Regions from separate parts of the Homo sapiens genome. Here region 2 is linked to region 1. Evidence: read pairs that join two places in POLR2A ChIA-PET (ENCODE). Cell type or tissue: Caco-2. All regions are shown on one strand. Links, peaks and the distances in the headings refer to the core of each region. The heading gives the core; the rest is flanking DNA.

Region 1 (11,539 bases), core at 4,098-6,597:
CTCGGTAGGAGAAAGAGAGAGGCCAAGGGTGACTGCAAAGTTTTTGGCCTGAGTAATACGAAGCTGCCATGAGCCCAACTGGGGAATCCTTCAGGAAGAACAGTTTGGGGAGGAGAAGCTCAGGAGGTCGGCTTTGTTGAGTTCAGGAGAGAGGTCTGGGCGGGAGAGTGAATGTGGATGTTGTCAGCCAACAGGTAAGATTGGATGAGACCATCAAGGAGACAGGGAGCCAAAGGGGCAGGGTGGAGTTCAAGGACCAAGTTCCGGGCATCTAACCCAAGAGGGCAGGGAGGAGAGGAAGGAGTCTAGGAGGAGGCAGGGGAGGAGGGAGAGGAGGTGGGGGAGGAGGGGGGAGGAAGGGGGAGGGGAAAAGGGAGGAGGATGGAGAGAAGGGAAGGAGGAGGACGAGGAAGAAGGGAGGAGGTGGAAGGGAAAATGGAGGAGGGGGAAGGGAAAAAGGAAGGGGACAGGTAGAAGGGGAGGAAGAGGGGGAGGAGGGGAAGGAGCCTGTGTGAGGAGGGAAAGGCAGGAGGGTTATGCCTGGAAATGAAGAAAGTGAGTCAAGGGGGAGGACATCCCTGCGAATGCTGCTGATAGATCAGACACATCAGGCCAGGTGACGACTCAGACGCCACCGCTGGGCTCGATATCATGGGTTATTTGGGTTCCTGTCATTCCTTCAGGTTCGTGACTGACTCAGTCGTGCATTCATTCGGGCATCTGCTGAGCACCAGCTCCGGGCCAGGCTATGTTCCAGGCAGTGTCAGGGCCATGGAGAAATGGCAGCCCCTTCCTACCCTTGAGGCAGGTTCAGGGGCACCCTGGTGTGTACAAAGCACTTTAGCCATTGCAAGGGGTTTCTGCAGAAATTCTTTATTCTCATTCTTCACAAAGGCATGTGGGAAGAAGGGGAAATATTGTTATCTGAGGGCCCTGTAGCCCAATGTGGCTCCGAAGGGGTTAGGTGCTGAAGTTTTGATGAGAATCTAAGTTTTCAGGCCTTTCCATGTGTCAAGGCTGCCTGGCAGAAAGCCTCTGGGTAGTTGGAGGACACTTGAGCAGTCTGTTCCTGTGTTTTTCTTGGGTTTTCTACTTTTTAATTAAATAAGTAATCATGAATTTGTGTCAACTGCGCATGATTTAGATGATACCAAAACATACAGCGTGGAGTGGGCGTCTTTCTCCCTCCTGACCTTCCGGAGTCACAGCCGTCCCAGGCTTGCTGTGTGCCCTCCAGGGTCCATGCTGACAGCAGAAACAGAGGCAGCAGGGAGGCTTCTCCCATTATATACGCGGGTCTCATGGTGCGTGTGCTCCTGCAATTTGCTTCTTGTTCTCACTGTGTCTTGAAGACCCTTTCTTGTCAGAACCAAAAATCCATTTTCATAGACTCTGGTGGCCTGAATGCTGCCCGGCCCCCAGCCCCTTGGGACTCCCCACCTCCCTGCTCAGCTGGGCCAGGGAGGCTCCCAGCCAGGAGGTCAGAGGCAAAATGAGGCGGTGAGAAACTCCTGCCCGCTCCCCTCCGAGGCTGAGGCTTGGTCAAGGCTGTGTTCTTCCCCCACCGAGTCCCGCAGGTCAGTCCTCAAAAAGCAGCTCTCTCCCTGCTCTGTCACCCACCCTGCAACGGGAACTGTCTTCCTCCTAAGCCTTCAAGCTGGGCAGGTGGTGCCTTGTCTCTCCTAACCTGCCCCGCACCTTTGTAAGTTGTCCCTCCACCCCCTTGTCTGTCACCCCTTCGAGGCCCCTCTAGGACTCCCTGTGGGGACCATGCCCCAGGCAAGCACTTTCTAGGTCCAGGCACAGCTCGGGGTCCTTTTCAAGCATTAACTCATGCAGTCCTCACACCAGCCCTCAAGATAGGAATTGTCAGCCCCATTTTGCAGGTGAAACACCAAGGTCCAGTGAGGTGAAGCACCTTGATCTCACTCACCCTGCAGGTGTATTAGCTGGGCCCCTAGGATGGAATGGTGTCTCATGCTTTCTACATGTGACCTTTGGGGCATTTGAAGCCGGGAGTGTGCTGGGTGTGGACACGGGATAGCTTCCCCTAATTGCCCACCTTCCTTCTCTTCCTTCCTTTCCTGCCTCCCTCTCAAGCCATCCAGCCCTCAAGAGTAGCTGCTCTGGAGGCCAGTGTAGTGGCGCAGGCCTGAGGCCTCAGTGGAGGAAGGCTCAGATTCAAGGAAGACACACACGTGGCAGGCCCTGGAGGAGAGGCAGCCCAGAGCCTGTCTCCTCCTGGGGCCTCGGCCCTGAGCAAGCTCGGCCCTGAGCACATTCCCTCCTTCTACTCCCCACTCCCCTGAAGGTCCTGTGCTCTGCCCAGGAAGGGCATGGAGTCCAGGTCTGCCTAGAGCCTCGGGTTGAGGCAAAGGGCACGATGCCAGCTGGCCTCATCAGAGGGGTTGAGCCTGCGGGTATGAGGGCGAAAACTCCAGGCTGGGTCCTGGATCTGGGGGCTCCGAAGGCTGTGGAGGGAGCCACAAGGCACCCCTTGCTCCACCAGACCCCAGCTGCCTCCGCCCCACCCCACAGCCCAATTCACCCAGCAGATTCAGGAGAACAGAGACCTAATTATTTCTACCAACGGCCTTAACGAGATTTCACAGAAAGGCTCAAACTGCTCCCCCATCTCCTCCCTGCCACCTCCACCTTCCCTGCTCTCCCATCCCAGGGCCTCTTGTGCTTCTTGAGAACCTCATTTTTCCAGGATACTTTTCCATCAAAAAGAGACTAATGAGCCTGGCACGGTGGCTCAGACCTATAGTCTCAGCTACTTGGGAGGCTGAAGCAGGAGTATCAGTTGAGTCCAGGAGTTCGAGTCTAGCCTGTGCAACATAGTGAGACCTCATCTCTAAAAACTAAAAAGTAAATTTAAGGCTAGGCACTGTGGCTCACGCCTATAATCCCAGCACCTTGGGAGGCTGAGAATGGCAGATTGCTTGAGCCCAGGAGCTCAAGACCAGCCTGGGCAACATGGCAAAACGCTGTCTCTATTAAAAATACAAAAATTAGCCGGGCATGGTGGTATGTGCTTGTAGTCCCAGCTAGTTGGGAGGCTGGGGTGGGAGGTTCGCTTGAACCCAAGAGGTCAAGGCTGCAGTGAGCCATCATCACACCACTGTACTCCAGCCTGGGTGACAGAGCAAGACCTTGTCTTAAAAAAAAAAAAAGAAAGAAAGAAAGAAAAGAAAAGAAAAAAGGCAGGATGTGGTGGCTCACTCCTATAATCCCAGCACTGTGGGAGGCTGAGCCAGGCAGGTCGCTTGAGGACAGGAGTTTGAGACCAGCCTGGCCAACGTGGCAAAACCCCGTCTTTATTAAAAATACAATTAGCTGGGTGTGGTGGCGGGCGCCTGTAGTCTCAGCTACTCAGGAGGCTGAGGCGGTAGAATTGCTTGAACCCAGGAGGCGGAGGCTGCAGTGAGCTGAAATCGAGCCACTGCACTCCAGCTTGGGCAACAGAGTAATACCCTGTCTCAGAAAAAAAGAACAGAGATGCTTGATGTCACTAATCATTAAGGAATGCAAATCAAAATGACAATGAGCTAGCACCTCACACCTATTAGGCTGGCTACTATTTTTTTAAAATAGAGAAAATAAAAAATGTTGATGAGGACGGAGAAATTGGAACCCCTGTGCACTGCTGGGGGTAGGTAAAATGGTGCAGCCGCTGTGGAACATAGTACGGTGGTGCCTCAAAAACCTCCACATAGAATTACCATATGATCCAGCAATCCCATTTGTGGGTATGTGCTCAAAAGAACTGAAAGCAGGGTCTTGACGACATTTCTGCACACCAGTGTTGACAGCTGCACTGTCCACCACAGCCAAGGGGTGGAAGCAACCAAATGACCCTCCGCAAATGAACGGGTAAAAAAAATGCGGCCTATCTACACGATGGAATACTATTCAGCCTTAAAAAAGAGAAGGAAATCCTTTCATGAGCTACAACATGGATGAACCTTGAGGACATTATGCTGAGTAAAATAAGTCAGTCACAAAAGGATAAATACTGTATGATCCCACTTTTACGATGTATCTAGAGAAGTCGAAATCATGGAAACAGGCTGGGCGCAGTGGCTCACGCCCGTAATTCCAACACTTTGGGAGGCCCAGACGGGTGGATCACTTGAGGTCAGGAGTTCGAGACCAGCTTGGCCAACATGGTAAAACCCTGTCTCTACGAAAAATACAAAAATTAGCTGGGTGGGCTGGCACATACTTGTAGTCCCAACTACTCGGGAGGCTGAGGCACAAGAATCGCTTGAACCTGGTAGGTGGAGGTTGCAGTGAGCGGAGATCGAGCCACTGCACTCCAGCCAGGGCGACAGAGCAAGACTCTGTCTCAAAAAAAAAAAGTCATGAAACCAGAAAGTCAAATGGTGGTTGCCAGGGACCGGGGGGTAGGGAAGAGGAGTTGTTTAATGGGAACAGAGTTTCAGTTTGGTGAGATGAGAAAGTTCTGGTGAGATGAGAAAGTTCTGGAGATTTGTCACATGGCAAGGTGAACAAAGTTAACACCACTGAACTGAACACTTAAAAATGGTTATGAAGGTAAATTTTATATTATGTGCTTTTTACCGCAATTAAAAACAAAAATAAATATAAACTGACCAATGAACAAATTATAAAATCTTATTTTAGTGGATAGCCTGTGTTTGCTTGTTTAGGGGCTTAGAGCTCTATTTTTACTGATACACACACTGACTTCATTATATTTTCAAAACCCAACAAGCAGGTCACCTCCATTCTCATCGGCCAGCACCTTCTCCCACCGCAGCCCTGTTCTAGCATCCCACGGCCTCTCGAGATCTTACGTCTTCCCCAGCACCCTGGAAGGGCCCTGGGCAGAGCACAGGGCTAAGACCTGATGCCTGGCCGAGGGTCTTGGAGCCTGAGGACTGTTGGCTCCTGCAGGACAGGCAGCTCTGCTCAAGCCAGGAGAGGAATGTCAGAGCCCAGAGGGTGCCCAGGGCCCCTGAGACGCTTGCCAAAAGGGAAAAGCTCAGCAGCTGGTCAGGGAGGGGACGCTGGGCAGGAGTCCCTTGGCTCTCAACCTTGGCTGCACACTAGAATCTCACGGTTACATCAGAATCAGGATATTTTAAAGCACCCTAGGTGGTTCCAGCATGGAGCCGAGGCTGAGAACCACTGCTCTAGAGAATGGGATGGAAGGGTGTCCCCACGGGGCTCAGGACTGGGCCTGTTGTCAGTGGGAGGTCTGGCTCGGGGCCAGGACACCCTCCCAGCCTCCACCCCAAGGCTGGTGAGCGCAGCTCTCAGCCGCACCTGACCTTAGTCAAGAACTGGCAGGCAGGCACCAAGGGTCCCGCCTGGAATTCCAAGGCAGTCACGCATTCCCCACCACCCTGGGAGCCAGGGGTGTTACATCATGTCCAGGGCCCTGAGTCACTACGGATGTCTCTCCTGATGGCCACAGAAAAGCAAGCACCCAGCAGGAGGGAGGAAGCTGTGAGCACAGCCCCACGCCCACGTCCCCTCTCAGAGCAGCCCCATAAACAGGACCAAGCTATTTTAGGGGAAGAAGATCAAATGTGGGGATCAGTTCCCCCAGCTACTTTTGACTCAGTCCTTCAGGCTATTTCTGTGAGGGCGCAGGCTGGTGTCACCCCGCGTCACCAAGCACTCTGGGCCTGAAATTAAATGTGTCTGCTGGAAGAATGAGTGTGAATTCCTATAGGATAGATGGTTGCCTGGCAACACAGTGTCACGGCCAAAACATGGGCCAGGGCAGGATGGGCGCGGGAGACACTCAGGTTTGCAAAGTGCCAACTCAAGCCTGTGACAGTCTCAAGGGTCTCTGAGACTCAAGAAACTGATATTTGCCCAGGACGCCTGTGGACCTTTAATCACAACGAAAGAGGGTAGAGTGTGGAGCTGAGCCTTGTGCCTCTGGACACATTACAGCCTGGGCCTCTACCAGGACCCAGCACCGAATTATGATCAGTAATTCTGTATTATTTTCCTGAAGGAGACACTCTTGCAAATTGTGTAAGCTTCAGGGCCCCTCAAAACCTGGAGAATCTTCTGACCCCTTTCCATACCAAAAGAAAAACTTCTACGTGTGAGTATCCAGATAAATTTTATGTAAAATAAACACCCCGGCAATGGAAGGCTCATGGACCAAAGCTTTGGTCAAACACTCAGTTAAAATCAGTTCTGGGTAAATAATTGGGAACTGGCAGGAACTTTAAAATCCACCTAGCTCGTCCCTTTTCTAAGAGAGGGAAATGCAGCTCTGAGAGGTAAGGCGGCGCTGCCCCCCTTAGAGGGTTTTCAGCAGCGCCTCCCATCTCTGCAGGTCCCTGGAGCTGGCAAGAAGGGGAATTGACCTATGATTAGTTTTGAAAACGTGCCTGGGAGGTGAAAGACACAGGGTGCAATGTGGCATTTTTATTATTCTTGTGATGTCATCACTTTGAGAAGCTTATCTATACACACATCTCCCCACCCAAACAACAAAGTCAGCTTCAAAAAAGAAAGCCCTGAAGCAAGCTGTTTGTTTCATGAGTTGCTTAGCAAGCCAGAGGCATCTGCTCTCCAGATTCTAAAACTGTAGGTGTCGTGGGCCGCAGAGGCTCCCAGGTCTTGCTGGCCCTGGCCTGCCCTCCCCAGGGCAGCCAGGCCGCAGCAGTGTCTGGGGGGGTAGGGTCAGTTCAGGGTGGTGCCCAGGAGGAGGAGAAGGCCTAAGCCAAGACAAGCCTCAAAGCCTCCTCTTCTCTAGCGCTGGCCCTGCCCCACTGACTTCCAGAAACCTCTGCCAGCCTCCCTGCCTTTGCTCCCAATTCACCCGTCCTCCAGAAGTGAGACCTGGAAAGAATTGCAGAGGTCATTCCATTGTAGCAGCTTTTCAGGTGGAGCCTTGAGGCTCTGATGTGCTCGGGGTCTGCGGACCATGGGCTGCTGACCTCTCATGCATGCTTGGGGGTTTTTTGGGTTTTTGTTGTTGGTTTTTTTTTTTTTCTGAGTCAGGGTCTCACTCTGTCACCCAGGCTGGAGTGCAGTGGTGTGATCTCAGCTCACTGCAACCTCCGCCTTCTGGGTTCAAGTGATTCTCTTGCCTTAGCCTCCTGAGTAGCTGGGATTACAGGCGCCTGCCACCGCGCCCGGCTAATTTTTGTACTTTTAGTAGAGACGGGGTTTCACCATGTTGGCCAGGCTGGTCTCAAACTCCTGACCTCAGGTGATCCACCCGCCTCGGCCTCCCAAAGTACTGGGATTACAGGTGTGAGCCACCGTGCCTGGCCACCCTTGTGTTTTTCTGAATCACCAGTCTTTTCTCCTGAAATATCACTGCCCTAGGTCCTGTTCCTGTGGGGATTGGCTGGGCCAGTGGTTTTCAAAATGTGGCTCCTAGACCAGCAGCCTCAGCCTTGTCTGGAAACTTCTGAAACAAGCAAATTCTCAGGTCCCACCCCAGACACCTGCTGGTTGGGAACTCCGGGGCTGTGACCAGCCTTCTGTGTTAACAAGCACCTCAGGCGATTCTGAGGCACCTACAGCTTGGGCACCTTTCTCTAGACAGAAGCTCTATGAAAGCAGGGAGCCACCTGCCTTATCCGCTGCCACTTCAGCAGGGCTCCTGGAAGATGGTGGCTGCTCAATACGTGTTTGTTGAGTGACTATCCTAGACCCAAGCTAGAGCTGCTGAAACTGGGTGTGTGGGAGACCTTATGGACATCTGCATTTCAGCAGGCCTTCCAGGGGAGCGGGTGATGAGGGGCTGCGAACACCATGAAGGGGCAAAGGGCCCCAGTTCCTCTGGCTGGGGTGTTTGCTGGGCCTGAAAGCAGAACAGGCAGCTGACTTCGGGAATAGGAGCTCCTCTATTCTCACGCTGTCTTTATTCAACCAACCTCTTTTATAGAAATGGTCCTCTTGGTTTCTAGGACACGAAGCTACTGAATAATCAAGAAATGAAAGATGGGTCCATCACAAACCAGACAATTGCTTGGGACTCCGAGGACGTCCTGTCGGCAGTTCTCAATGCAGAGGAACCCATGTGGATGCGTGGCTTGCGCCTAGGCTGATCCCCGGCCTGGCTCCAGGCGGGCATCACTGTCTGCCCTGTACTCTGCCTTCCCGCCGTCCTCACCAGCTTGGAGGATTCTGAAAGGGAGCCCATGCCTAGGAGGTCTGGCGGCTTCTCCTGCCATCCTATTTCTGGGCCTGGCCACAAGGAGGTTTCCAAGAAGGGCCCTTGGTCAATATCACAGACAGCTCTTGGGTTCCTGAGCTGTGCCTTGTTAGGGCAGACCATAGAATCCAGCCACAGGCACAGGCTATCACCACCACCTGCTCCATGTGGGTCCCTCCTCTGTGTACTGGAGGTGTGAGGACACTGCTGGGGCTCAAGTTACAGGCCCTGTACCCCTCAAAAGACAGAGTCTGACTGCAGAGGGCAAACACTCCACAAAGCCAACTGAAAAGCATTGAGTGGGAAGGCAGTGGGGAGCTCTGAGTGTGACCCCCGTGCCGAGGCATCCACTCAAGGGCTGATGGGTGGGAGAGGCGCTGGGACCTGGGGAGCAGGATGTGGAGATGGGAGTTCTCCTGGGAAGGCAGGTCTTGCAGGGCTTATGGCAGGACGGTACAGAGAAGGGGTCCTGGGAAGCAGGGGACTGGTGTGGGTTAGGTGGGTTGGGTCACTGTTTGGGAGGCGTGACAGTTGTCTCTGCTTTCCGCACGCCTTCAAACTCAATGGCACGAAACTGGAGGGCACAAAGGCCCTCCCCTCAAAACCCCCAAATCGCCCACCATCTCTGCGTCCTGCTACTGGCCACATTTTAAATTGCCCGCCATCTCTGCGTCTTGCTACTGGCCACATTTTAACAAATGATGTTCAGCATTTTTCCCTTTGGGTTTGTCAGAGCAGGGTTGTCCCTGGATGTTCTGTAGGGTCGTTGTGTCGGGGGCAGGGGTGGGGGAGGAGTAAAGGGGTTGCGGGGAGGAAGGGAGGGAAGCACCCTGGGAACTATTTCTACACAAATAACTAGCTATTTTAGTTTCCCTACTGGACTAAATGCCAAGTATCAATTAAAATTTTTTGAAGAAAAAAACAGATGTATTAATTCTTGCTTCCTCCTTTTGTTGGCGGGTCTGCTCTTTGCCATTTGTGAGGCCGTGTGTGGGTGTGAACGTCTGTGTGTGCACATGAAAGGCTGCGTGTGCTGGACACGTGCTGTATCCACACATGTACTCACACCCGGATGAGACGGCACCCTTCACCAATTATGAAACTGCTTCACAAATCCAACCTCAGAAATGACTGGATTTAGCGTTTTTATGGGGTGGGATGGTGAGGCACATCCCCCCCACATGCCGTCTCCCATGAGGACAGAAAAGAGCATCATACTTTATTTTATGACCAAGAGGTCATTCGTCTATATCTGCTCTTGAAAGCCACTGAGGACATTTTGCCAATCACTAGGAGAAACTAAATAAACAGAGCCAAACAGTGTCAGCTCTCTGCGGCTGAGTAATTATGAGGAATTCCTCTTTAAATAGAAGTTTAAGTAAATATAGAAAGATCACTTTACAGAAGGCAGCTCCAGAAGAGATGGGGGAGCGGGGCCACAGGCGACCCTTCCAAGTCAAGGAGAAGGTAAAGGCCGAGCTTGGAGAAACCAGAACCGGAGGGTTTCTGGTATGAAACAGACACGCTTCTCCTTCTTCCGTGCCTGGAAGCAATGTGCCAAGTTGTTTCTGCCTTCATCTTGGCAGGCTTCAATTTCGGATGCTTCATTTATAAAAATGGCTTCTGTTCTGGGCCTGGGCTTAAACCCTGGCCCTGAAGACTCACTCTTGTCCGCCAGCTCACCAGGGCTCTGTCCCATTGGTCACTGTGCTGAGCCTTGGAGGAGGGATGGAGTGTGGGGAACAGGTGGAGCTCGGGAGATCACTGCAAACCGAGAGGAGCCCTTGGTAACGCGTAGTAACTAGTTCGTGATACTGTCGGTTGGTGCTAGGCGAGTCAGAAAGGCCAATGAGCAATGGATGAGTGGAAGATGATTGTTATCCTGGTCTGGGGAGACAGAAGGCCTCTCACAAGTCTGACCAGTCCCCATGGAGAAGCCCCACCTAGTGCGAGCTGCCCACTCTATTCTGTGAACATGAGGGCTGTGCAATGATCTCTCTCCCCTTGTCTGAACATTCTCTGGTCCCCCGCAGGGCTGTGAATTCCCCATGGTCACGGCAACTGAAAAAGTCGTTGCCTTGAAAGCTCAAGCAGAAACTGTGTTCTGCACTGTGAAACACCAAGACCCGTTCTAAGTCCCTACCACACAAAGACTGAGAAGTCCTGGAAGGCTTCCCAGGGGAGGTAGCACACGAATGATGTTTTGAGGAATGAATAGGAGTTTGCTGGAGGAAGGAGGCAGGGCATTCTAGAGCAGGTGGACATCTCAGAGGGATCAATCCCAACATGTTGGGAAACTCTGAGCAGACAGGGAATAATGGCTGGAATGTGGGTGGAGGAGGGAAAAGATGAGGGCAGATGGGAGCGAGGACGAAGGAAGGTCAGCCTCCTTCCAGAGGACTCTGTCCTAGAGCAGTGGGAAGCGATGGGAGGAGTTAGGCAGGAATGTGGCACACCCAGGCTCCCCTGTTTCAGACTTCCCAAGGCGGGGTATGAAGGCTTGAAGGTGGATGAGCGTGGCAGTGTGACATTAAGTTAACAGATGGCTGCAGTGGTTTGGTGACAAATGACAATGCCTGGCCCAGGCTGGTGGAGGGAGGTGGAGAGCAGTAGACAGAATGGGGAAGTAAGTGCTGAAATCAGCCATGAAGTTAGTAGGGGTGGGGGCAGGAAGGAGTCAAGGACAAGGTTGAGGAAATCTGTCGGATGACGCTGTCATTTGTGCATTGGGAAAACCAGAGCAGGAGCAGACTGAGTGTGGCCAGGCTGGGGCTGTGCCTGGAGAGAGGGTCTACACGCAGCTGGGTGAGGGGTCCGGAATTCAGAAAGGAGGTCCGGGCTCGAGAGGCCTTGGGCACAGATAGCATTTGAAACCGTGGTTTGGGTGAAGTCACTCCTTGGAGAATGTGGAGCGAGGACAGTACTGAGGCCAGTCCCCAGGGGACCCACATTTGGGGCAAGTGGCAGGGGAGACTGAGGAGTCCACTGAGAGGACAGTTGGGGGAGTGGGGAGTGTTCTAGAAGATGAGGCAGGAGGCAGAGGAGGGGACGGTCCATGGCATCAACATCACCCAGAGAGGGCCTGAAAAGCGGCCACTGGATGACAGCAAATGAGGCTGGAGGCCATGAAGAGGCCTGTTCAGTGAAGAAGGGGACACCCCAGCTGGCCTGGCCTGCAGACTGGCCCTTCCAGCAATTGCCACACTTCCTCCTGCCAGGAACATGGTTGCCGCGATAGTGCCAGGCGGGGGACACCATCCGGCCAGTGCTGGACAAGGAGAGGGGAGGAGCCAGACCCATGCCCTCCTCCATGTCTGACCCGAGCTTGAGGCTGTGGGGCAGGTATGAGGTGAGCCTCTATTCCTGCCGGAGCAG
Region 2 (11,539 bases), core at 5,713-8,212, 230 kb after region 1:
TCAAAGTGGCCTGAAGCTTCTCTCACTCTGGGACCTGGGATCTGTCCTGGAAGGGCCAGCAGAGGGTTAAGGGAGGGTCGTTCCCTGCAGGTTCCTCCCTGTCCCCCCCAAAGAGGCCGCTGTTTTTCCCTGAAGACTCAGAGCTCTGCACCCTGATACCGAGTGAAGGCCTTTAAACCTGAGCTCTAGGTGGGAGGCAGTGAGGCACTCTGGCGGTGTACAGGGACCCCTTATTCTAGGCTCTGGGTTTCAAGGGCAGAGCCATGCTGAGCCAGCATGACGCAGACTCCCTGTGCCCATGGTTCTGCTTCTGGTCGAGTGTATCCGCCTCTCCTGGACAGAGGGGCCCAGAGAGGGAAGACCTAGAAGTAGGAAAAGCTGGCCTTTGGGCACACCATGGGTTTAAATTGCTCACATGATGCCGATTGGCCTCAGAGTAACCCAGGCACTGATGGCTGCCCCTGCAACAGCGCCTCCCTTCCATGCACTGCGCCGTGCACTCTGTGTGTTCCTGACCTCTTGGTGGCTGTCTGGAGGGGAGCTGGGGAGACCTCTGTCTCCGTAAGGGGGCCTGCTCTTTATCTAGACAAGGTGGAACCTGGCCACCCTGAACACTGTGGGTATAAATACTCTTAGAGCGGAGGGTTGAAGGCCAAGTGTGGCATTCCTGCTGGCTGTTGAAAGAGTTGTCCTGTCATCTCCTCTTCCTGTTCCTCTCCCCCTCTGTCCCCTCAACTCCCTTCTGGTTCATTATAGGCATCAGAAACGCAGCTCAGGCAGGTTGGTATGGGCGAAGGGCAACAAGGAGATAAGCCCACAGCAGCATGGTGAGGGGCACCAGGGCCGGGGGTGGGGCACCCTGTGCGGAGTCTCTATCCATTCTTCCTATCAGCGGCCCACAGGCCAATGTTAGGGGCCCTCTCTGGAATGCAGGCTATGTACCCCTGGGGAAGCCTGCTCACCCAGGGGCTCTGGTTCGAAGATGCCCACTGACTTGTCCCAGAAGCTCTTGGAGCCCACCATGGCACTTACTGAAGGAAGGGGACCAGCGCTAGGGGAGCACAGTTCCCCATGGCAGGCAACCCCAGCTCCTGGCTCTGGCTGGTGGGGGTGGTGGTGGAAATGCCACAGTTCCATGTGCCAGGGGCCAGAGAGCAGGATCCTGAGAGTAGGGCAGGGAAATGAGGCCTGCCATCACAGCTCAGGTCTTTGAGGGGCAGGCTTAAGCCTGGATATGCTCCCTCTCCACAAGAGACCACGTGGCTACCTAGAACCCCTGGTTCTCTGATGTAAAACATCTTTAAGTCCAACATCCTATGACCTATCAACATGTCTTCATGGCCTCTTTCAACCTCTCCAGGCCTCAAGTCTCTCAACTGTAATACGAGGGGGTTGGACTGGATGATCTATAGATCCTTCCTGCAAGTCTACACTGGTCTATGATTTTTAATTGATCCTGGAACTCTACATCTCAAGAACCCACAATGGCTCCCTGAGTCCCACTTTATAAAGTCCAGATCCTTCTGCCTCTTAGTCGGTCCCCCTTATAGACTTCCTCCAGCTCTCAGCTGAATTTCAGTAAGGCAGTGTCCTTATTGTCCCTCAGTTGTGTCATTTCTTTGGCTCTTGGTTCATGATATTTCCCCCATCAAAAACACCCTTCCTGGAAACAGTTTGGCAGATACTCAAAAAGCTAAAGATAAAATTTCCATATGATCCAGCAATTCCACTTCTAGGTATATACCCCAAAGAATCAAAAGCAGGGACTCAAACAGATATTTGTGCATGCATGCTCCTATCAGCATGAATCACAATAGTCAAAAGGTGGAAGAAAATCAAGTGCCCATTGACAGATAAATGGATAAACAAAATGTGGTATAGACATAAAATGGAATATTAGTCAGCCATGAAAAAGAAGGGAATTCTGACACATGAATAAACCTGGAAACCATGATGTGAAGTGAAATAAGCCAGGCACAAAAAGAAAAATATTGTATGATATCCCATGTGTGCTATTTGTAGAGTGGGTGAATTCATGGAGATGGAAGATGGAGGGGAGGCATTGCTGTAGGGGAGTTATTGCTGTAGGGGAGTTATTGCTGTAGGGGAGTTATGGTGGGTACATGGCTTTTGTTTGGGGTGATGAGAGGGTTTGGTGGGGTGCCGGGGGATGGTCATGGGCATTGTCCAACATTGTAGGTATGCGGGGTACTGCTGAACTGTGCACTTAAAACTAGTTCAGATGGTGAATTTTATGGTATATTTTACTGCAATAATAATTTGCCAAAAAGAAAAGAAAAGAAAAACAGTAACAAAGCTGTCCTGCCCTCTTCCTCCTCTGTGGCCACTCCCTCCCGCTAGGTTTAGCTCTCTTCTTGCTATAATACTGGGGCAGGCCTCTGAGCTCCTTAAGCATTTTCAGGAAACACCTTGGCGCCATGCACAGGCTGGTTCCAGAGGAGGACCTCAGATAACGCAACACTATTTTCTTCCTTTTGAAAGAGTGACCCTCTGTGGTCTCCTTCCTGCCCAGGGGCCACTGCTCTCTCTTGGTAGTGGCTGGGAGCCTCCCTGGGGAGCCAGGGACAGGGCGGTGAGCAGTTACATAACCCGCAGGGAGATTTTTTCCATCAGCCCAGGCGGTGCCAGCTTTCCAGCGGCAGCCACGGCAGGTAGAGGCGCCCTGTCTGGGCCGGCCGTGCCCGGGCAGGGCAGAGATGCTGCGATCTGGAGCCGCTTAGCATAGCTCAGATTCCCCGCGGCGGCTGGGGGCCGGCCGCTCACAGAGCTGGGGGGAAGGATCTGCTGTCTCCTGCCTGCCTGGCTCCGGGGAAGGAGGAGGAGGAGGTGCTGGGGGTGAGCTGCCAGCCAGCCAGGGGTGACCCTCTGGGGCCTGGGACACCCGAGCTGGCCTTCTCCGGTAACCCACTTATCTGCAGGGCCTGCTTCGGCGTGGCAGCCTCAGACAGGGCAGTGCCCGGCCAAGTTCTATCAGGGGATTTAGCAGGGAAAATGAACCCTGGGTGGGGGGTGAGGGCATGCAGGGAAGGGGACACGGTCTGGCAAGGGACACGGGTGATGGTGAAATAATTCCTGACCTGGGTAAAGCTCTCCTGGCCCAGAAGCGAGAGGGAGAAAACCCCAGGCCATTCCCTTTTGTGGCTGTGGCCTGTGCTATTCCCATGCCTGCCTATCCATGCTCCTTCCTCCCCAGTGAAGGAAGCTCCTGGAGCCAGCCAGCTGATGCCTGATGAATACCTTGTGGGTACCAGTATGGTGGTGGGACACAAAGATGACCCAGACGCATTCTTTGCCCCAAGACATCCACAGATACAAGTCTCAGATAAGAAAAGCTTAAACAGGGGAGCCCAGAAGACTTCATGAAAGGGACACATGGTAAATGTTCAAGAGTCAGAGGAAGGTGAGGTCCCTGGGCTGGGAGATCAGGGAAGGTTTCCTGGAGGAGGCAGATTTGACTAGGAGGAAGAGTACACCTGTCAATCCTGGGCCCACCGCCCAGGAAGACAATAGTCTAAAAGCACTCATTGCCTGCCCTCATTGTTCCACATTTAATCAGCGTAGGGGGGGGAAATGGAAATGCTGCCCAAGACTGAGGCATGGGGTGGTCTTTGGGAATCTAGGATGGGATAAAGTTAGAAGGGCCTCCCAGTTCATCCCACCAGGGCAGGGCACCCACACTGATGGAGCCATCCGAGTGGTGTGGCTCAGAGCTGGGGTCCGTGCATGCATTACCTCATTTAAGCTCTACCACAACCCAATCATCCCTTGCAGGACGGAAACGTGGGTGCAGAGACATGTTTTAAATGCTCAAGATCAGCATCGAGGCAGCAATCGATGCTACTGCACAGGTTTGCTACTCCTCAGGCCTCAGCGTTGCTGCCTCAGGGCAAGAAATCCTGTCTAGAGAAATGAGATTCGGGGGCACGACCCACACCTGTCTGCTCCAGATGGCCCAGCTGACCTGATTCATGAAGCTGCAGGCTGGTCTTGCTCTCCCCTCCTGAGCCACCCACGCTCCTAACAACACAGGGCAATGGCCACTTTTCACGGGAAAGGAGTGACTTTTGTCCAAGGCTCCCTCAGCCTCTGCACATCTAGAGTCTCTGACAAGGCCTGCAGTAGACTGCCCATGAGACTTGTAAAAGCCCATGCCGTGCACAGAAAGGCACTTTGGGCTTTCTCAGGAGCGGGGCTCTCTGTGATTTTGAAGAACACAGTAGTGGCGCAGTGGCGCAGTGGCACAGTGGCGCAGTGGCAAAGAGGCAGGAAGCTGGGCACTTGGTTTTGCAGGAAGCTCACTGGTCCCTGGGGGCCTGGGGCAGTAGTTGGCACAGCAGCAGCACCCAGGCCCCCCTGATGATATGATGACTGGACACCTGGCATGCTGCTGTTCTGGGCACTTTCCAGGACTGGCTGAGGATCAGTGGTCATTTTCTTTCCTCGCTTATTTTCAGATTCAAAAATCAAAATGCTTGTTTATGATCCGGTCATCGGCTGCTCTGTCTCACTGAGCACTTCAAAGCTCCAGAGAGAACCACAGGCTTAGCACTCCTGGAAGCCACATGTTCCCCCGCCCCACCCAAACTGAACAGTCAGGGCGATCTGGTCTAAGCACTGACATTGAGGTATCCCACCTGGGTCCTTGAATGCAATGCTTAAGATTTGCACAAACAGATTGAAAGACCACAGTGGAGGGCAAATGAACAGAGACATACAGGACCTGCCACAGTGCATGGTATATAGCAGGTGCTCAATAAGCGTTGAGAAGAAATAAAGATTGGAGAAAAGCAGGTCATATTTACTCATCCCAAAGCAAGTGCAGACAACAAGATTGGCAACGAGGCACACGGCTCCTATCCACTGTGGCTCTGGCCGCAGGGGCAAAGAACATGGATAGGAGTCAGGCATTGGCTCTTCCTGTTGGGGGAGCCCAGGGCTGCCACAGAATCCTGGGCAGGGGTCAAGCTCCTGTGACTGCTGGCCTCCTGTGATGCCAGGCCAGCCTGACGAGGCCTGTTGGTGCCCACCTTCAGGGAAATGTGTGTGCCAACTCTGCATGTCCCTTGCAGGGCACGGGCTTCAGCATGGGGACAGATGGCCCACAGGGGGCAGGGCGGGAGCTCAGATGCCAGCCATTTTTAGAAAAACAGCCCTTTTCTGGGCTTTTGCAAGCTTCCGTGCAGCCTGCCCACGGGGAAAGCGGCTTGCACTGCCTCTGGCCCTTTGCTTCAGCCTTTCTGATTTCTAGCAACTAGTGGAGGGGAGCTCGATGTGGGTATGGCCAGGGCTTTTGCTCAAGCTTTGGAATGCACAGAACAATGTGCTTCTATCCCTGGGTGTGCCTGGCTTGGGCCAACATTAAAATTAGTTTACATGCCTGGAGTGCACATCGGCTCAGCGGTGGGTGTGCAGAAATGAGGGAGGGGGTCTGAGAAGAGGGAGAGGATGCAAGGAGGAGATGGGAACTGGGGCCAGCAGCCTGTGTGGTTTCACAGGGACTAGGGCGAATGGAGAGTGCAGGGGTTTCTTCAGGTACCCTTGACCTCCAGAGGCCCAGAAAGCTCAGAGACTCAGCGACCCCTGGAAACACAGTGGGATTATTCCACAGGGTGGATTTTGAAATCCCAATTGATGACTTCCTGAGATGGATTCTTTTTTGTTTTTTAGAGTCTCACTCTGTCGCTCACACTGGAGCGCAACAGCAGGGACCTAGCTCTCTGCAGCCTTGACTCCTGGCCTGAATGGATCCTCCTGCCTCAGCCTCTGGAGTAGCTGGGGCTTCAGTAGCAATGCTGCCACACCTGCCTATTTTTTTTTTCAAAGATGGGGTCTTTTTATGTTGCCCAGGCTGGTCTCAAACTCCTGGCCTCAAGCAATCCTCCTGCCTTGGCCTTGCAAAGTGCTGGGATTACAGGCATGAGCCATTGCTCCCAACCATGATATGGATTCTTGATTTTCCCAAGTTTTTGAGCCTTACACCCTATTTAGGATGTGGCATGGCATCCAGAAGCTCCAGCTAGCCTCGTGATGCTGGGTCAATCTTGCAGCCTCACTGAGCCACTTTCCCCATGTATAAGCCTGGGGAGGGATCCCTGCCCTGGAACCTACCTCCGATTCACACACAGGAAAGTGCTCAGAAGAGTTTCAAAGCCCCTCATGCCCCAGAGAGCATTGGTACCCATGACTGATGGCTCCATGCCTCCCTTCCACAGCCATTTCCTGAGCATCTACTATGAACCATGAAGCCAGGAGCTGGGGACAGCCGATAACTCAGCCAGGATTCTGGCCATCTAGGAGTTTAAAACTTAGACTCCAGGAATCGATATCAGTCTCCCTCCTCCCTTCCTATGTAAAAGATAAGAGTTAGGAACTTCAAACTTCTGACAAAGGGGAATGACTTGATTTTCCAGAGACCTTGAGAGAATCACAAGAGAACGAGGTTTTCCCCTTAGGAAGAGAGTTAGAGGAATGGCCCAGTTTTCTTCCCAAGCCTGAAAACATGGGACAAGGAGAAGGGCAGGAGGATGGGAGAAACGGGTAGAAGTGGGGGCAACACACACATCCAGGATGAGGTATGGGTAAGATACATCTTCAGGCTTGTCTCACACTTGAGAGATTCACTGATAAGGAAAGCCAAGCCAGAAAATCTTGAGTGCCCCTTCTGTGCTAAAGTCATTCCCAGAGATCCCACAGAGTCACCACTCAACTGAGCGTCTATGTATGAAAAGCCCAAAACACAATGCTTGATGATGACCCAGCCAGAAACTCTGAAGAGTTTCTCCGCTCTTTAGCTCAAGGTCAGCTTTTTAACAGGCTGTCTTCTAGAAGGTGCTAGAGAAGAGCAATTTATTTTGAAATCTGGTCACACACCAGATTCTGATTTTGTGTTGTCTTTTCACAACAGGCCTGCTGTGTTTATGACTTGGTTGAGACAAACTTTTTTTTTTCAAAAAAAGGTATCGCATCCTTCTGTTAGATGTGTTGTTGGCAACGGTTGCTAGGGAGAGCTGGGTTCAGTTACAGACACACTGATGCCGGCTCTAATAATACTTTGCTCTGCATAGCTCGGATGCAGACACCTCTTGGCTAAACAGAGCACACACATTTCAACAGAGGAGGGCTTGAACTTGTACTACCCAAGCCTGTCTCAGCAAAGGAGCATTCCCAGAGCCCACGTGGACGTCCCGGGGCAGTGACAGGGCAGTGCTGGGTGGAGAGGGCTCAGGCTTCCATTCCTGTCATTCCAAAGGTCCCATAAAAAGAGGCACACTCGTTCTTCACTTCTCTGTGAAACTGGAGCCCCTTCACCGCCCTGTATCACACCACAATTCCCTGATGAGGATCCAAGGAAACTTTTGGTTCCTTCTCTAACCCAGGCACCCTGGGCACCCCACATTCTCCTGGAAGTCGGAAACAATCAATGCACATCATCTAGTTAGTCAGTCTAGTCTGCAGTCAGGACCCTGCAAAGCCAGAGAAGTTGGGAACCTTGGTGGGAAGGTGTATGGGGAGACAGGCTGAACTGCGAAGTGTGGCCCAGCCTCTGGTACAGCCTGGCACCGTGGGTGAGAATGAGGCCCTTTTCCTAAAACATGTGATAGCTGTTCCGACACACATCCCAGGCCAAGGAAAAGGAAAATGGGAAAAGGAGCTGAGGACAGAGAGAAATGGAGGCAGCGGGAGAGAAGAGGTGGCTTTCATCTCATCAAGGAGGAGGTTCAGGGTGATGACAAGAAGAGCCTGAGGCTGGGGGAGTGGAAGGCATGTTCTCAGCAGCTGAGGCCTCCTGTGTAATGGGGTTCTCCTGCCAGCTCAGACTCGGAGTTTTCCCCCATGGCTCAGCAGAGAGCCCAACACCTGGCAGGTATTTCTTGACTGGTTCGCGGCATGACAGGCAGAGCCAGCTGATTCATAAGTGGCCGCGATGAACCAGTTCGGTGTCTCTGGGGTGTCTCCTCAACAGTGGTGTTCCACCCTGGCTAACGAATGCCCAGGTTGCGTCCTTGGAGAATCTAATTCAACTGATTAGGGGTAGGCCCCCTGCCTGCTGTGTTCTCATGATTCTCATGCATAGCGAGGCTGAGAACCACTGACCTAAAGAAGAGCCAGTATCTGAAATGCAATATTCCCAGGCCAGACCTCCACTCTGACCATCACACTGATGACAGACTGTGCCTTAGTTTGCCCATCTATGAAACAGAGCCACCACCTACAAACCATCAGTCATTCAATGCCTTGTGACTTCCCACTGTGGTCCCTGGACTAGAGCACTAGCATCTACCAGGAGCATGTTTGAAACGCAGAATCTCAAGCCCATCCCAGGCCTCTTGCATCAGAATCTGCATTTAAACAAAATCCCACGTGATTCATATGCACATTCCGGTTTGAGAACCCCTGACCTAATAAAGACAACATGCTTGGCACATTAAGAAATGTCTGTTTTGTTGTGGGGTGGGGGGAGGGGGGAGGGATAGCATTAGGAGATATACCTAATGTTAAATGACGAGTTAATGGGTGCAGCACACCAACATGGCACATGTATACATATGTAACTAACCTGCATGTTGTGCACATGTACCCTAAAACTTAAAGTATATAAAAAAAAGAAAAAATGATTAAAAAATAAAATAAAATAAAAAGTAAAAAAAAAAAGAAATGTCTGTTTAATAAATAGAATTTTACTTACAAGGACACTACTAATAAAAGGGCCACATTTCAGGTAAAAAGGAATTGGCTTGGATGTAAAAACTGAAGACCATTTTGGAGCTGTGGGATTGGTGACGGGGTCCTCTGAGACCCCAAGGTCTCCAGCACTGTCATGGCTCATGAGAATGGTGCTTCTGGGTTCCTTGAGATAGCAGTGTTGAGTCTGGCTGGGAAGGGTTAAAGGACCTTAAACCTTCTCCCTTCTCCCACCCTGCACTTCCCACTCCATGGGGGCTGCACCCCAGCTTGGCAAGAGCCCTCAGACCTCTGCTGCAGAATGTTTACCACATCTGCGGTTGCCCCTCTCCCTCCATGCTGCCGGCTCCCATCACTGAAGCCCTGGCAGCAAGAGAAGTCAGCCAGGGAGAACCAAGTGTAAAGACCACTGCTGGGAGCTGTGCTAAGGAGGCACTTCACACCCTGGCCCCTTTGTAGCCTGCATTGCTAAGCCGGGGCCCAGAACTTGTGTGTGGAAGTGGTAGCTGAACCTGATCCTATGGGGGCATCTCGGAGGCTGCCAAACCCAACCAGGTGCTGGTTGGGGACCGAGAGCCAGATGGGCCTTGAGTGGATGGAGCTGAGTGCAAACCTCAGGGAGGAAGCAGGGGGCAGGGCTGTGCAGGCCGGGTCTAGAACTGCCTGCCAGGAAGGGATGCAAACATAGTTTGCCAGAAAATGAAGTCAGGTGAAAAAAGACATCCCTGGAGGTGTTAAGAGGGAAAGCAGGTTTTGCTGAGCCCAGCCCATCGCTTTCTTTTCTTGCACCTCTCGGGTTTGGGTGGTGAGGGGCCATGAATTATGCTGTCCAGAAAAGCCCACTCCACCTCTGTCTCCTTGGCTGCAGAGAGAAGGCACAGGGCCTGAGGAGGCTCAGCCAGATGTGGTTCAGGTGTCCTCTGGGCCTTGGAGTCAGGGGGCCATTGTGGGATCAGGGCAGCCCCGCACCAGCACAGTCCACCCGCCTTCCCATGGCAGCTGAAAGGGCCTTGTCTAGCCACCCAGGAGGTCTGAGAACGCAGATCAAGCCTCTGGTTATACTCTCAAGGGGCTCCCTCCTCGGCTCACATGAAAGCTGGGACTGCAGGTGGTAAACAGGGGTGAGTGGTGGCCTATGTGGACATTTAGATTTCTAAAGACCTGACCCGCAGATACTCCACCCAGGCAAATGGCTGGCTTCCTCCACTGTGGGGGAGGAGAGGAGGAGCTGCTCTGAAACCTCAGAATGTGAGCCATGACTGCCTTGGGTGGGGGGTTCCCTTCTTGCCCTGGACTTCAGCTGTCCCTGCAGGCCCCTAGCCCGGGAGAAGGGAGGCTTCCAGCGCCTTCCTTTTCAGACATCCATTTCTCCTTGACGACCGAGGGCCCTCCAGCACCAGGCACTATGCAGCCCCTGGGATACAGAGGTGCAGAAAGTAGAGGGGTTCCCACCTCCCAGAGCCCAAGATGGGGGGCAGTAACGGCACGCACCCCAGTTTGTCACTGTGGATTCATGTGGCCATTGGTTTAAGTTCAACTCCTTCACTGCAAACCTTTTAAGGACAAAGCTGTGCCCAGTGACTGACTGCTGTATCCTCAGTCCCCAGGCTGGTGCCTGGCACACTAGAAATACTCAGTGAATACTAGGAGGGTGACTGAACATTGTGGCTGCAGGATGAGAGGTGCTGGGACAGGAGAAGGGCCAGTGTTTCCTGGAAAGTGGGGCCCTAGCACCACCTGAAGTAGGAGTGTGAGATGCTTCAGGGGGAGGTGCATGCTCAGAGTGGGACAGAGAAGTGAATTCTGGGGGAGAGTTCGTCCATGCAGGGTGTACTGGGAGGTTCAGCCTGGCTGATGGGGGGTGGGGAGCAGGATGTGGAGTGCCAGTTCTCTGCTCCAGAGACAAGGTGGCACCTGCAGAACTAGGTCTCTTGGGCTGGTCCCAAAGCCTGCATCACTCATGACAGACCTACTATGGAGCCACTATATGGGGTGAGTGGGTTTGTGAGGACTCAGGGGGACCCAGGACAGTTTCCTACTAGTGGCAAGGCCTCAGGAGCATGAGAAAGGGAAAGGCTCACACGGGGTCCCTCGTGCCCCTGCCCGAGACCCCGGCTCATCTCCAGTAGTGCAAAATCGAGGGTACACTGATGAAGGCTGTTGCTTGCACTTTCCCAGGGAACTATAGAGGCCAAGCTCCAACGGATGACAAACGAATCAGGTCTGGAATCCTTGCTTCCCAGCTTTCAATTTTGTGTTTTCTTCCCTGCTGTAGTGTTTGCCAAACTGTCTCTCAGCACACTAATCCCACAAGTAGTTCTTAACTGGGGAATGCAGAGGACTTTGTTGAGTTAAACGGAGCCAAACAGGTTCCCTTCCTGCTGGGACATCTGGAGCCTGTCCTAAACCAGTGCACGTTGTGGTTGATTGAGAGGTGAGTGCAGGGGCCATAGGGCCCCCTTTGTGGCTGACTGTTCCCCAGGATTGATGGTCCGCTGGACACTTGTGGGTGAGGCCACCCTTACCACGGCAGGTTGGAAGAAATACCCGATCTGAGATGGCCCCTGCAGCCAGCTGCCCTCCCCAAGTGCCCCATGCCCTGGGTGCCTGTCTGCCACCGGGTCTGGCTGGGTTACTTGGAGCTGGCAACCACTGTCTAGAACTCTTGCCCCATCCTGGCCCTTTTTTGAAAAACAAAACCCAAAGCCGAGACCATAGGCTGATGCTGTCCCTGACTCCCCTGTGCCGGGTGCTCTCTGGCAGACAGGCTTCTCTGCCCGCCACTCTCCACACGCTCCCAGGACATTCCGGCCCGCGAGGAACATGCCCCATGTGC

The links. ChIA-PET counts read pairs that join two places held together with the same protein. Peaks named below come from ENCODE experiments on the same cell type or tissue, not always from the same donor. Only the 100,000 strongest peaks of a DNase experiment are listed, where the experiment ranks them.
Region 2: POLR2A ChIA-PET joins it to region 1 with 7 read pairs; 1 of 35 experiments calls an interaction of 5 or more read pairs at or near these places.

Annotation. Positions count from the first base shown.
Region 1 is chr18:48,992,171-49,003,709 of GRCh38, reverse strand. No RefSeq gene overlaps it. Among named protein-coding and RNA genes, the nearest start is that of DYM-AS1, 26 kb to the left of the region's middle. RefSeq lists enhancers at 1,898-2,808, 6,496-7,194, 7,552-8,319, 8,320-9,089 and a silencer at 3,401-3,590. In Caco-2, for the core only: no CTCF peak of the experiment used is centred there; DNase peaks (open chromatin) are centred at 5,379 and 6,549.
Region 2 is chr18:48,763,046-48,774,584 of GRCh38, reverse strand. The region is part of intron 9 of CTIF (cap binding complex dependent translation initiation factor); the gene reads right to left. It overlaps LOC107985147 (a long non-coding RNA gene), which reads right to left. Exons shown (of 2, transcript XR_001753444.2): 1 at 1-11,539. Among named protein-coding and RNA genes, the nearest start is that of CTIF-AS1, 73 kb to the left of the region's middle. In Caco-2, for the core only: no CTCF peak of the experiment used is centred there; a DNase peak (open chromatin) is centred at 7,204.